Linked DNA regions of Homo sapiens: regions 1 and 2 are each linked to region 3. The links are chromatin contacts, found by Hi-C in ENCODE. All regions are on one chromosome and are shown on one strand. Each heading gives the region's core, a stretch centred on a gene start or an enhancer-like site at or near the end of the contact. The rest is flanking DNA. Distances are from core to core; before and after follow the strand shown.

Region 1 (3,373 bases), core at 726-3,225, 530 kb before region 3:
AGAAAGCCAGTCTCGGGACAGAAAAGCCCCTGAGACACTGGGGAGGAGAAGAGTCTGCTGGAAGGTGGGTCCACCTTAATTTGCACAGCTGGGGGAAATGGGGGCTTTCCAGGACCTGGGAGTTTGGTTCCCCAAGACCTGCAACCCTACCCAGCCCACAACCACCCCACAGCACAGCGAGGCAGGGGCCAGTGCTCAGGCCCACGTCTGCTCCCTCTGCATCTCAGACCCATGTGGGCAGAGCCCCTGCCCCATTCCCTCCCACATTCACAGGGTGGGACAGGAGGGAGGACAGCCCCTACCAAAAGGGAATGGGAGGCAGGACAGAAAATCCCCTCTTGGCACACATAATCCCAAGTAGATCAAAACCCCACACTACTCAGCTGGCTCCTCAGCTTGCCAAGAGGAACCCAGAGAGCAAAGTCCCCGGGGCTACCCATTCAGTCCCTCTGTAGGTCTGATGACCCCAGCCTGATGGTCAGATGTGGCTGGATTAGCCACGGGGCTGTGGCAGAGCCAGAAAGGAGGCTGGGCAGCCTACCAGAATGGGCAAGGCACCATGGCACCCCCTTTTTCTCTGTGAACCAAGACTGGAGCTGTGGGGCAGGCCCCATGTTAATCACTCCCCCAGCCCTTCCCCAATCCCCAGATGGGACCCATCAGGAGCCAGGACCCTCAGAGCAGTGAGCGTCCTTCCCCAGCATAGCCACAGCACCAGTGCCTCTGCATTCCTTTGGACCTGAGAAAAGTGGCAATGCGCTGGGGAGTCTGGAGTCCAGAGGGAGTACAGGCAAAGACATACAGGTGCACATGCACGCAGGCGCGAGCACACATAGCAGCCACGGGGATTTTTCCAAACCACAAATCCAACCACGAAACCCCTCCCAATGTGCATAAAACAAAGAGGCAGGCTGGCCGGGTCTATGCCTGGGGAGGTGCACTCTGCCTCCACCGGCTGCCCCTGCTGCCAGGATCCCCCTCTCCAAAGCCACACCCAGAACCCCAGGAAGCCTTTGCTGACCTCCATGACCAGGCCAAGAGCCTCATCTGCTTTCCGAAGAGCCTATCTGTTCCTAGTACCCCCAACAACTGCAATTTTTCATGCATTTGAGTAGTTATTTGATGGAAGCCCACTGCTCCCTAGGACACAAGCTCCGGAAGTATAGCAATCAGGGCTCTTCCGCCCTGAACATCTGAAGATGCTGAGGTGTCAGATACACATTTGCTGAGGAGTAAACAAGCCCGTTCTGCCTCCTCCAGCCCTCCTCTTTCACTCTCACCCTCCTGTCATACAAGCTGCCCCTCCCCCCTCCACCATCCTGATGGGTCATCCTAGGCCCCAGTACACAGACAGTTAACACCTGACTCCTGCCAGCCCCTGGAGGAGCCAAAAGGAGGCCAAGCCCTGGCCAGAGAGCAGCTTTTCCAGTCCCTGGTTCCACAGGGCAACTTGCGAGCAGGACAGAAAGGGCCACCCTGGCTGAAACCACCAACCCCACTCCCTTTCTCTATGAGGGTCTCCCCAACCCCCACTGCATGAAGGAAAGTTTCTTTATCACTGAAACCCAAGCTCCGTGATCTCCTAGGCCAGAGCCCAGGCTCCTCTCTCTAGTCCCTAAAGCCCCCAGGGATAGAGCTACAGTGCCCACGCACCCCTTCCCCCGAGTCCTGGCCCATTGGCCTTTATGCTGGGTCTCCGCCCAGACACCAAGTGCTTGCCAGGAAAAGCTTGGCTTTGCCTGCACAGGCAGCTGCTTCCCAAAGTCCTAGGGCAGCCAGGAGAGACCTGACCGCCAAGCTGGGGAAGCCCAAGCCCGGCCTGGGGTGGGTTCCAGGCCCGGCTGCCATGAGCAGAGGGCCAGAGCCACAGTGGGGCCTCACAGGGTCCTCCAGGAGGGAGCTAGGGCCGGGGCCAGGGTGGAAAAAAAGCAAGGCAGGCAGCGCCAGGGCTTCCTGTGTGTGTGCATGCGTGTATGAACACTTGTGTGCGGGTGCCAGGAACACATTGTACATGTCTGTGCATTGGGTTAAAGCTGTGAAGGGGGAATTTTTAAAATTCTTTTTTTTTTTTTTTTTTTTTTTGTAGAGAAACAGGGTCTTGCTATGTTGCCCAAGCTGGTCTAGAACTCCTGGACTCAAACAATCCTCCTGCCTTGGCCTCCCAAAGCACTGGGATTACAGGCAAGACCTACCATGTCTGGCCAGAAGGGGAATTTAGAATGATTCTTGTTTATTTCCCAAACTTCCCATAAACTATGTAACTTGTAATGTAAACCCCCTGTTCCCCAAACAAGTAATTAATATCTACCGTAGAAAATTGGGAAAATACAGAGATGCATAAAGAATAAAATCAAAATTCCCAAGAATCCCAACATTAACATTGAGGTATTTTCTTCTCCTCTCAAAAATACTCACTTTTTAATGAATACGTACATTTAAAACTTTGGATCATAAGAAACATCCTACTGTACAACCTGATTTTTTTTTAACACTATAGGGTTAAACCGTCAACACAGGGAAGCCAGCGCTCCCAACACTACTCTGAGGCTATGAAGTCCTCTCCAGGGCACTGCCCCCCAACAACACACTCTCACTCACACACACACCCCACCATCCCAGCAACTCCAAGGCAAGAGGCAGTCCATGCCAGGCCAGAGAGGAAAACCGAGGCCCCAGGAAAACCAGCAGTCAATGTCCACAGAGCTGACATCCGGATGGCCCATCTGCTGGGGTGGGTCTGGGGAAGGAGGTATGTGCCCTTCACTGGCCCCACGCCTGGCGCCCTCTTGCTCTCCCTATGAGAGCTCAGGGAGATACCTTCCCACGACAGGGACGGGGGTGTGATAGGGGCAACTGGGGCCTGGAACTGTCACAGGTCAATTCTTCACATGGGCAGGGTGGGGGCCAGGACAGGACTAGAGAGATGCTAAGAGGCTTCTTCTAGCAGCTCCTGCTGTTGAGTTAGGGGGATGCCCAGGGGCTCTCCTCTCCTTCCCCATACCCACCGCCAGCCCAGGCTTTGGGTGATCTAGGAGAGGGGAAGGCCGGGTCAGGAATCCAGTGCTTGGTCAAAGGACCAGCTGGGAATGGCAGGGAATCTCCTCACCACCCCAACTAGGTTCCGTTGGAGATAGTTCGTCCTCAGTCCCTACCCACCAAATCCCCCCAATCCCCGGCCCGGTCGGCTCTGGAAAGGCTCAGGCTGGGATGCCCCTGGAAGGAGAATCTTTTCGGAGGTGGTCAGGACGGCATGGGACATACTTACAAAGAAGATCAAGTTGAAGAGGAAGAGAAAGTATTTGGTGACTTTGATACAGGCTGAGCCCATCCCGCCAGTCCTGGAGCTTCCTGGAAGAGAGAAGGCAGGCAGGCC
Region 2 (3,663 bases), core at 1,023-3,522, 660 kb before region 3:
TCTTAAAGACCTATCCAGACACAGCAGGCTTCTCCACCCTTTCCTTTCTCTCCTCTCTCCTCCTCCTCTTCTATTCAAAATAAAAATCATGCTGATCTGTCTTTATGGCAACTTTGTCCTGGAGCATTTCAGTAGCATCCAACAAAAACATGTGGCAGACTACATTGAACAGAGGAACCTCATCTCTTTCAGGGACCCCCATTTCCCCCACCTTTGTAAGGGACATTAAGGACATGGGAGCAGGAGGGGGGCTGCCCAAGGAGCACAGGTTACCAGCTAAGAGAAAGATGAAAACTTCTACCAACCACAATGAGGCCACGGCACAATCTATGATTTGCTCCTTTGCACTCACTTGGGGTGATGGGAGGAGGGAGGGAACTGGAGAGAAAGATGAGGCAATAGTCCCTCCAATGTCCCTTCAATGTTAGCCCCGCACATGACAAAGATGACAGTCCTCACAGATGCCAGCAGCCGTCGACTTCCCAAGGCACAGACACACAGACTCAACATACAGGGACCCTGAGGCCAGACAACTGGGACCCAGGGCAGATTTCCACCAATAATTGTGAAATGACCAGAAGAATGTGGCCTAGAGACCACAGACCCAGGGGATGAGGGTGGGGGCCAGGGCTCGTTGACTGCTGAGAAATTTAACACTTCTGCCTGGACTGCTGAAGTCTTTAAGGCCCCATCCCCCACCGCCCGCCCTGTGCCTCCCAGTTTACTTGTGCCCAGAGAGAGGATACCCCAAGACCCCCATCCTGCCTTCACCAGACAGGGATTCGACCAGATCCAGGAAACAAAGGTGCAACTTTTACAAAAAGGGTGCATGCATTTTGGGGTTTGGGTTTCTGCAACTCCAAAAACCGTCAAAAAGTTAATTCCCCAACCCACTCTCTCTGCACCAATTCGCAGTTGTAGTTTCTTACATCTTTTTCTGGGGGTAAATTTCTTACTCATCCATTTGCCCTGGCAGCCTTCCCGAGAAAAATCACATCCTGACTCCTAGCCTTTCCAGCCCACGGCGCAGTTATAACTGTGAACCTTTCGCCTCACTCTTGGTCCCGCTCCCCCGTCTGGCTAGTGTAGGGCGGGCTCCTCGGGGCGGGACCCCGCGTAAGTTGGGTGTCTGTGGTCCCTGCGTCCTGGATGTCGGCGCGGTTGCCTCGCAGGAGCCAGAACGCGCTTCCTGCTGGCGAGGGCCGGGGCAGTGCGCCCCCTGGCGGGAGCCCAGTCACCTCACTCCAGCAGGACCCGGAGCCGGCGCGATCCCACCCGAGCCGAGCACCGTCCCAACTGGCTCCCACTGCCCCCTAAATCTGGACGTGCCCGAGCCTCCCACCCACCCAGCACTCCATGGAGTCTCCACTTCCCCAAACCGCACACACCTAAGGAATAAGGGGGGTCCTGGAGGAACGAGTGGCGCCTCCGCCCCGCCCCGCCCCGCTGCCAGGGACCCCAAAGGCAGCCCGCCCTCCATGCAGCTGCCGGGCCCCACAGCCCTCCCGGCCCCGATCGCCGCTCCCAGTCCCTGGTCCCTCACTGTCTTACCGGGTGGCGTGGCGAGCAGCCCCTTTCCGGGCGCAGCCCTGGCCGAAACCCCGAACCTTGTAACCACACCTGCCACCCCGCGCCGTTCTCCAGAAGCCCCCACTCCTCCACCCGGAGCACTGGGAGCCCACCGGCTCTGCACCTGTCCTGGGCGCAGCCCCCGGCCCTCAGCGGACTCCGGGCAGGCACGGGGTGGAGACCGTCCCCGGCCCCCCAGCCCCCGCGTGCTAGTTTGAGTGGAACTTGGTTGCCGGGCTTCCGTCCTGGGATCCCTACTCCACCCCAATTCCCCGCCGCGTCCAGCAGCACCCCCGGGGCGGCGCGCGGGGGGGTCCCCAGGTCCCCGGGGGCGCGGCGGCGGCGTGCGGAGGGCACGGAGGTGCGGAGCCCCATACCTTCCAGCGGCGGCTGCCGGACCCCGCGCCAAATCCCGCCGGCGGCCGGGGGGAAACTTTCCTGGTCGGAGGGGCGCGCTCGCAACTTGCCCGGCGCCGGCTGCCTTCCCGGCGGTGGCGGCGCGTCCGGGGACCCGCAGCGCGAGGCGGCGGCGCTCGCTCGGGGCTCGGGGCCGGGACCGGGGCCGGGGCCGGGGCCGGGGCCGGGGCCGGGGCTGGGGCCGGGGCCGGGGCTGGGGCTCGGGCGGCCTCGCGCGGCTCCGCGGTGGATCGCTCGGCGCTACGTCCGCCCCGCAGCCTGGAGCCCCGCGACGCCGGCGGCAGCTGCACGCCCGCCAGCCCGCCGGCCCCACCTCCGCCGCCGTCCGTCCCTCCCCTCCCCCGCCCTCCCTCCCCCTCCCCAAACCTCCGCCCCTCCCGGCTCCAGACGCCGTTGCTGCCGAGAAGCGCGTCTCCTCTGCGGGCTGCCCCTCGCCTCCCGCCAGCCTCCGCCTCCTCCTCCAACCCCGCGTCCAGGCCTTGTCTGGGGGTCCCTGGGCCCACCCTCTGCCCATCTCCCCTTCCTCCGCCTCCGACCACCTCCCGCTCTGCTCGCGGGCCCTCTCTGCGTCTGAATTCGGAAGATCGTTGCGGGAGTGGGGAGAGGGGCATGCTGGACCCGAAGTGTTTATTCCAGGGGAACTTTCAGCTGACCCCGGGGCCCAAACGCAGGGGTTGGGGTGAGATCCTCGGTCCTGATCGGGCTCCTGGGCTTCCCGCTGCCGGGGGAAGTACCTGTTGAAAGCCTGGGGAACTCACCCTCCTCTGACTTGCAGATAAGAAAGGGGACTTCCTGCATGGAGGGGCCTGACCCCAGGTCAGATGCAAATGACTTGATTGCAAGGGGCCAGATCTGTGTCTCCGGCCTCAGGGCTGAGGTTCTTGCGGGGCTGGGGAGCTTATCTTTTCTTCTCTGTACTGCTGCCACAGCAGCACTGGCTCCCAACCCCTGACATGACTTGCCTGAGACTTTTAACCTCTGAGCCTCCTCTAAACAACTACCCGACCCTGCCCCAGACAAAACGGACAAGCAAGCAGATCAAAACTGACAGCCCAAGTGAAAGTACTGATGACAGGGGCTCGGGTCGCCCACTCCTCTTCCCTTGGCAACTCTGTTTTGAGTCCCAGCTTGAAGCTTCCACACCCCATCCCCGTGGGCCCTAGGCATTCAAGCACACATCAGCTCTGCAGGAGGCCCCTTGGCCAGCTGATTCTCACTAAGGGGTGACTGATAGGAAGGAGTTGACCCTACTCCTGTCTTGTATATGGATGTTGGTAGTCAGGCCACTGGGCAGAGTTTGGGGGGAGGGGGATCTTCTTGTTTTGTTTTTGTTTTGTTTTTGAGACAAGGTCTCGCTCTGCTGACCAGGCTGGACAAGCCTGGTCAACAAGCACAGCTCACTGTAGCCCGACCTCCTGCACGGCTTACTGTAGGCTCGACCTCCTGGGCTCAAGCAATCCAATCCTTCCAACTCAGCCCCCTCGAGTAGCTGGGACCAGAGGCATGTGCCATCATGCCTGGCTAATGTTTTCTGTTGTTTTTGGTGTGTGTGTGTGTGTGTGTGTGTGTGTGTGTGTGTGTGTGCGTGTGTGTTTTGTAGAGCTGGACTCTTACCATGTTGCCCAGGCTGGTCTCCAATTCCTGGCCTCAAGTGATCCTCCCACCTCAGTCTCCCAA
Region 3 (3,872 bases), core at 42-2,541:
TGGAGTCATGGGAGTCCCCTTTCTCTTATCTGCCCCTTCCTTTAGGTTTATGCACTCATCACTTCCTGTGTCCCTTAGCTGTAACCATATGTGCAACGACTTCAACAAGAAAAATCTGTTAAGGACCTAGTACGTGCCAGGGACTGCACTTGCCACATTGACGTGACTTTAATGTATTGCTGCTTTAGCGTGTTCTACTTCTGCAAAAGTTTTTCACTCTCCAGCCTAAGGGGTCATCAACATTCTTTTTCCACCCTTGCTCACCTCAATTACCAAATGCCAGGTTAAAATTTCCTGAGTTAAAGCAGAGTATTGCCTGGGAGTCCTGGGGGTCTTGTGGTGTAAAGGGTAGGATGAGATTATGTGGTGTTCTGAGGCAGATGGCGGGTAGGAACTGAGGGAAGGGAGGAATGGGAACCTCCACAAGTGCAGGCAACCCAGGCAGAGCTCCAGGGCCTGCCTCTTCAGTCCTGAAGAAACGAGGTGTGGACACCAAGGAGAGGGTGGTCTACTCCTGCCCGCGGGTGTGAACTCCTTCACTTCTCTAAGCCAGTTTAGTTTCCTCATCTGCACAGTGGATATAACAGTAACCACCTCGGGGTGGCCGTGAAGACATAAATATATATGTTAGTGACAATAAAGTACTTAGAACAAATCCTGGCTGATGACCAAAGTTCAATAAAATATGAGTCATTATAGCGTAACTCCTTGCCAATTTTCCCAGTCCTGATGCACAACACAAGCTCTGGTAACACTGGGCGCACCATAAACTCAGCGGGTACCCGCAGTTAAATTTTCCTCCGCAAAGTCTTCTCAGGGGTACTCTTTAAATTGGCTGGGCTCTCCCAAGAGCGCTCACCTCCAGCTCTCCCGACAGCCCAGGTCCGAGGAAGGGCAGCACAGTGGGCGGAAGCCGGGGTGGGAGTAAAGCCTGGGGTAGGGGGGCGGCGGGGTTCGAGCCTCCAGGCGTCCAGCAGGACGGCGGCGAATCCACAGCCAGATACCCGCACTCGATGAGGCCTTGGAATCCCGCAAGTGGGGCGGCTACCGCGCACGAAGAACCGAAACGGCCTTCTACAGGGCGGAGGACGTCTCGCGAGAGACGGCTCCAGGTTTCCAGGCAGAGGAAGTGTGATCGGCGCCAAGGGATTCGAGATGGAAGGGCAGAGGCTTTTGCAAAGTGCACAGAGGGAGGCCTGAACGGCTTCCTCCTCTGCAAAGTAGTGGATCCCACCTACTTGGCGGAGCTGGAGGAGGCGGTGCTGGCACTCGGTGGGCGCCCATCACGTGTAGGTTTTCTCCGCCCGGAAACGCCCTGCGGCGACTTACGCGTGGGTGAGGACAGCGCCCCCCTGCGCTCAGCGCGCCCGGACTAGGAGACTGAGGGCGGTCCGCACCGGGTTGGGCTTCCAGGCCTGTTCAGGGCGCAGTTCGTCCCCTTGCCACTCAGGCGGGGGCGGTCTCGGCGGGGACTACGCTTTAAGGGTGGCACACGAGGTAGCACCGCGGGACCAGGAAAAGGGAAAGGGGCGTAATGCCGTTTCCCACCTCCACTCTGGGTGGCCTGCGCGTGCTGGGCCGCCGCCGGGCCGGGTCTGCCACCTCCTTCTGCCTCCTGGCCTTGGTTCTCCAGTTTTCAAAGGAGGTTAGAGCCACAGAAATTTCTTGCCAAAGTATGCTTGGCTGCGGCCCACACAAAGGGCTTTTTAGATTCGGGTGTGAGCATCCTTATGGCCTTTCATCGCAGTTTGTCATTTCTGCCCCTTTCATTTGTAGGGGATTTTCTGTAGCCCTCATAGGTTCTTAGTTGGGGGAGACTCCTGTTACAAAAGACAAATTAACAAGAGAAAAACAGACAGAAATTTACTGACATGTGTATTTCATTTATACATGAGAAATCTGGAGGGAATGAGTCGTTCTGGAAGAGGTGACTTTGAATTCCAGTTTTTATAGCATCTTCAACAAAGAACAGTAATTTTTTTAAGTTACAAGACAAAGAAATAGGGCTTTGAGTCTCTCCAGGAGGCAACTTGTGAGAAGGCAAAAAAAAAAAAAAAAAAAAAAGACAAAGGCCAGTTAGTCAAGCTTGTTAATGTAAATTCCTCTGGTACCATCTCCAGGCCATAGGGGTCTAAAGTTGTCTTTGTTCTCCTAGGTAGACAGAGGGACAGGATACCTTTTGTCTTTGTAAACCTGTGTCCTACTTTTAGGCAAATAGGGCCAGGGTAGAGAGCTTTCCTGAATGTGCTGCTGCTTGTCTTTAGCACAATCCTTCATGTTTTGGGGAGGCATGTCCTGGTCTCCCACACGTGCCTGCAATATTTGTTGAACTCTGGCTAGGTGTGGCGGCCCACGCCTGTAATGCCAACACTTTGAGAGGACAAGGTGGGAGCATCCCTTGAACCCAGGAGTTTGAAACCAGCCTGGGCAACATAGAGAGACCGTGTCTCTACCAAAAAAAGGTTTTTATGTTTTTTTGTTTTTTTGAGACGGAGTCTCGCTCTGTCATCCAGGCTGGAGTGCAGTGGCACAATCTCTGCTCACTGCAACCTCCGCCTCCCGGGTTCAAGCAATTCTTTTGTCTCAGCCTCCCCAGTAGCTGGGACTACAGGCACGCACCACCACGCCTGGCTAATTTTTGTATTTTTAGTAGAGATGGAGTTTCACCATATTGTCCCGACTGGTCTTGAACTCCTGACCTCGTGATCTGCCCGCCTCGGCCTCCCAAGTGCTGGGATGGCAGGCGTGAGCCACTGCACTCAGCCAAAATGTTTTTGTAAATTAGCCAGACTTGATGACATGTGCCTGTGGTTTCAGCTACTTGGGAGGCTGAGGTGGGAGGATCACTTGAGCCCAGAAGGTAGAGGCTGCAGTGAATTTGATCGTGCCACTGCACTCCCACCTGGGTGTTTGCGAGACTCTATCTAAAAAAAAAAAAAAAAAAAAAAAAAAATTACATACACACACACACACACACACACACACACACACACACATATAATTTCAAAAGTATTTTTCAAACTCTGCCCTAAGCTCTACATATTCTGGCAATGGGTACAGTGGGCACCCAGGTCCCAGGTAGAGCTGCAGTCTCTGAGGTGCCTTGAATGGGAAAGTCTTCTTTCCCCATGAAAGGAAATAAGCAGAATCTCTCAATACAGGTATGGCTGGGAAGACATGGCTGTCTTCTGGCCATTCCACTTCTTGTCTTCACTTTTGCCTTGCACTAGCTAACACTGTGACCTTGAGCAACTCTCATGACTTTTTTGGCCCTTACTGTTTTCTTCTGTAAGATAAGGAAGCGATTATTTTCCTCTATTTAAATCTTAATTCTATGTAATTCACATCTCAGTGAATGCCTGTTATGTGCCAGGTCTCTGTAAAATGCGAGGATACGGTGATGAGCAAGACAAACCAAAGCCTGCATGATTGATTGGGAAGGCCGACTTACAATGTGGGGACTATTTTAAAAAGACTATTTACTGGGTACCATGGAAACATGCAGCAGGGGGATTTAACCCCACGAAACAACAAACACAGGCACTTGTCCTAAGTGGAAGACATACACACACGTTACATTAAATGTGAATTGACTAAAGATCAATTAAAAGATCATCAGACTGGATAAAACAGCAAGAATCAAGCATATGGTGTGTGCAGGAGACACACTTTAAATACAAAAACAAATGGTCAAAGGTAAAAATGTGAAAAAAAACAAGCAAATAATAATCATGAAAAAAGCTGATGTGTTCATATTGGTATCTGATAGTAGGCTTCAAGACAAAAATAATTAACAAAAATAAAATGGGGCATTTTAGAATAAAATGATTAATTTATCAGGGTGACAATCTTAAAAGTTTATGCTCGTAATA

Evidence for each region. Hi-C counts contacts between places; a loop is a spot of excess contacts on that map. Pooled maps may share reads with other maps.
Region 1: a pooled map shows a loop between it and region 3 (5-fold over the local background). The contact joins the enhancer-like site here to the promoter of ACCS in region 3. A Hi-C loop is called at or near these places in 6 of 50 pooled maps.
Region 2: a loop to region 3 is called in a pooled map, with 4 times the contacts of the local background. The contact joins the promoter of TSPAN18 here to the promoter of ACCS in region 3. A Hi-C loop is called at or near these places in 6 of 50 pooled maps.

The regions. Positions count from the first base shown.
Region 1 is chr11:44,594,618-44,597,990 of GRCh38, reverse strand. CD82 (CD82 molecule) reads right to left here. Exons shown (of 10, transcript NM_002231.4): 3 at 3,266-3,348. The coding sequence starts at 3,328. Among named protein-coding and RNA genes, the nearest start is that of CD82-AS1, 9.0 kb to the left of the region's middle. RefSeq lists enhancers at 947-1,186, 610-1,189, 1,190-1,768. Within about 2 kb of position 1,975, at least 23 of the 41 ENCODE cell types and tissues checked have a DNase peak (open chromatin) inside an H3K27ac peak, as active enhancers do.
Region 2 is chr11:44,725,571-44,729,233 of GRCh38, reverse strand. TSPAN18 (tetraspanin 18) reads right to left here and starts at 2,272. Exons shown (of 10, transcript NM_130783.5): 1 at 1,947-2,272. All of the region lies in intron 2 of TSPAN18-AS1 (TSPAN18 antisense RNA 1), which reads left to right. RefSeq lists enhancers at 1-267, 268-770, 2,486-2,655, 2,022-2,883, 2,884-3,663 and silencers at 1,140-1,309, 2,146-2,295.
Region 3 is chr11:44,063,689-44,067,560 of GRCh38, reverse strand. It overlaps ACCS (1-aminocyclopropane-1-carboxylate synthase homolog (inactive)), which reads right to left and starts at 1,291. Exons shown (of 15, transcript NM_032592.4): 1 at 860-1,291. RefSeq lists enhancers at 1,122-1,311, 1,332-1,421, 1,522-1,651.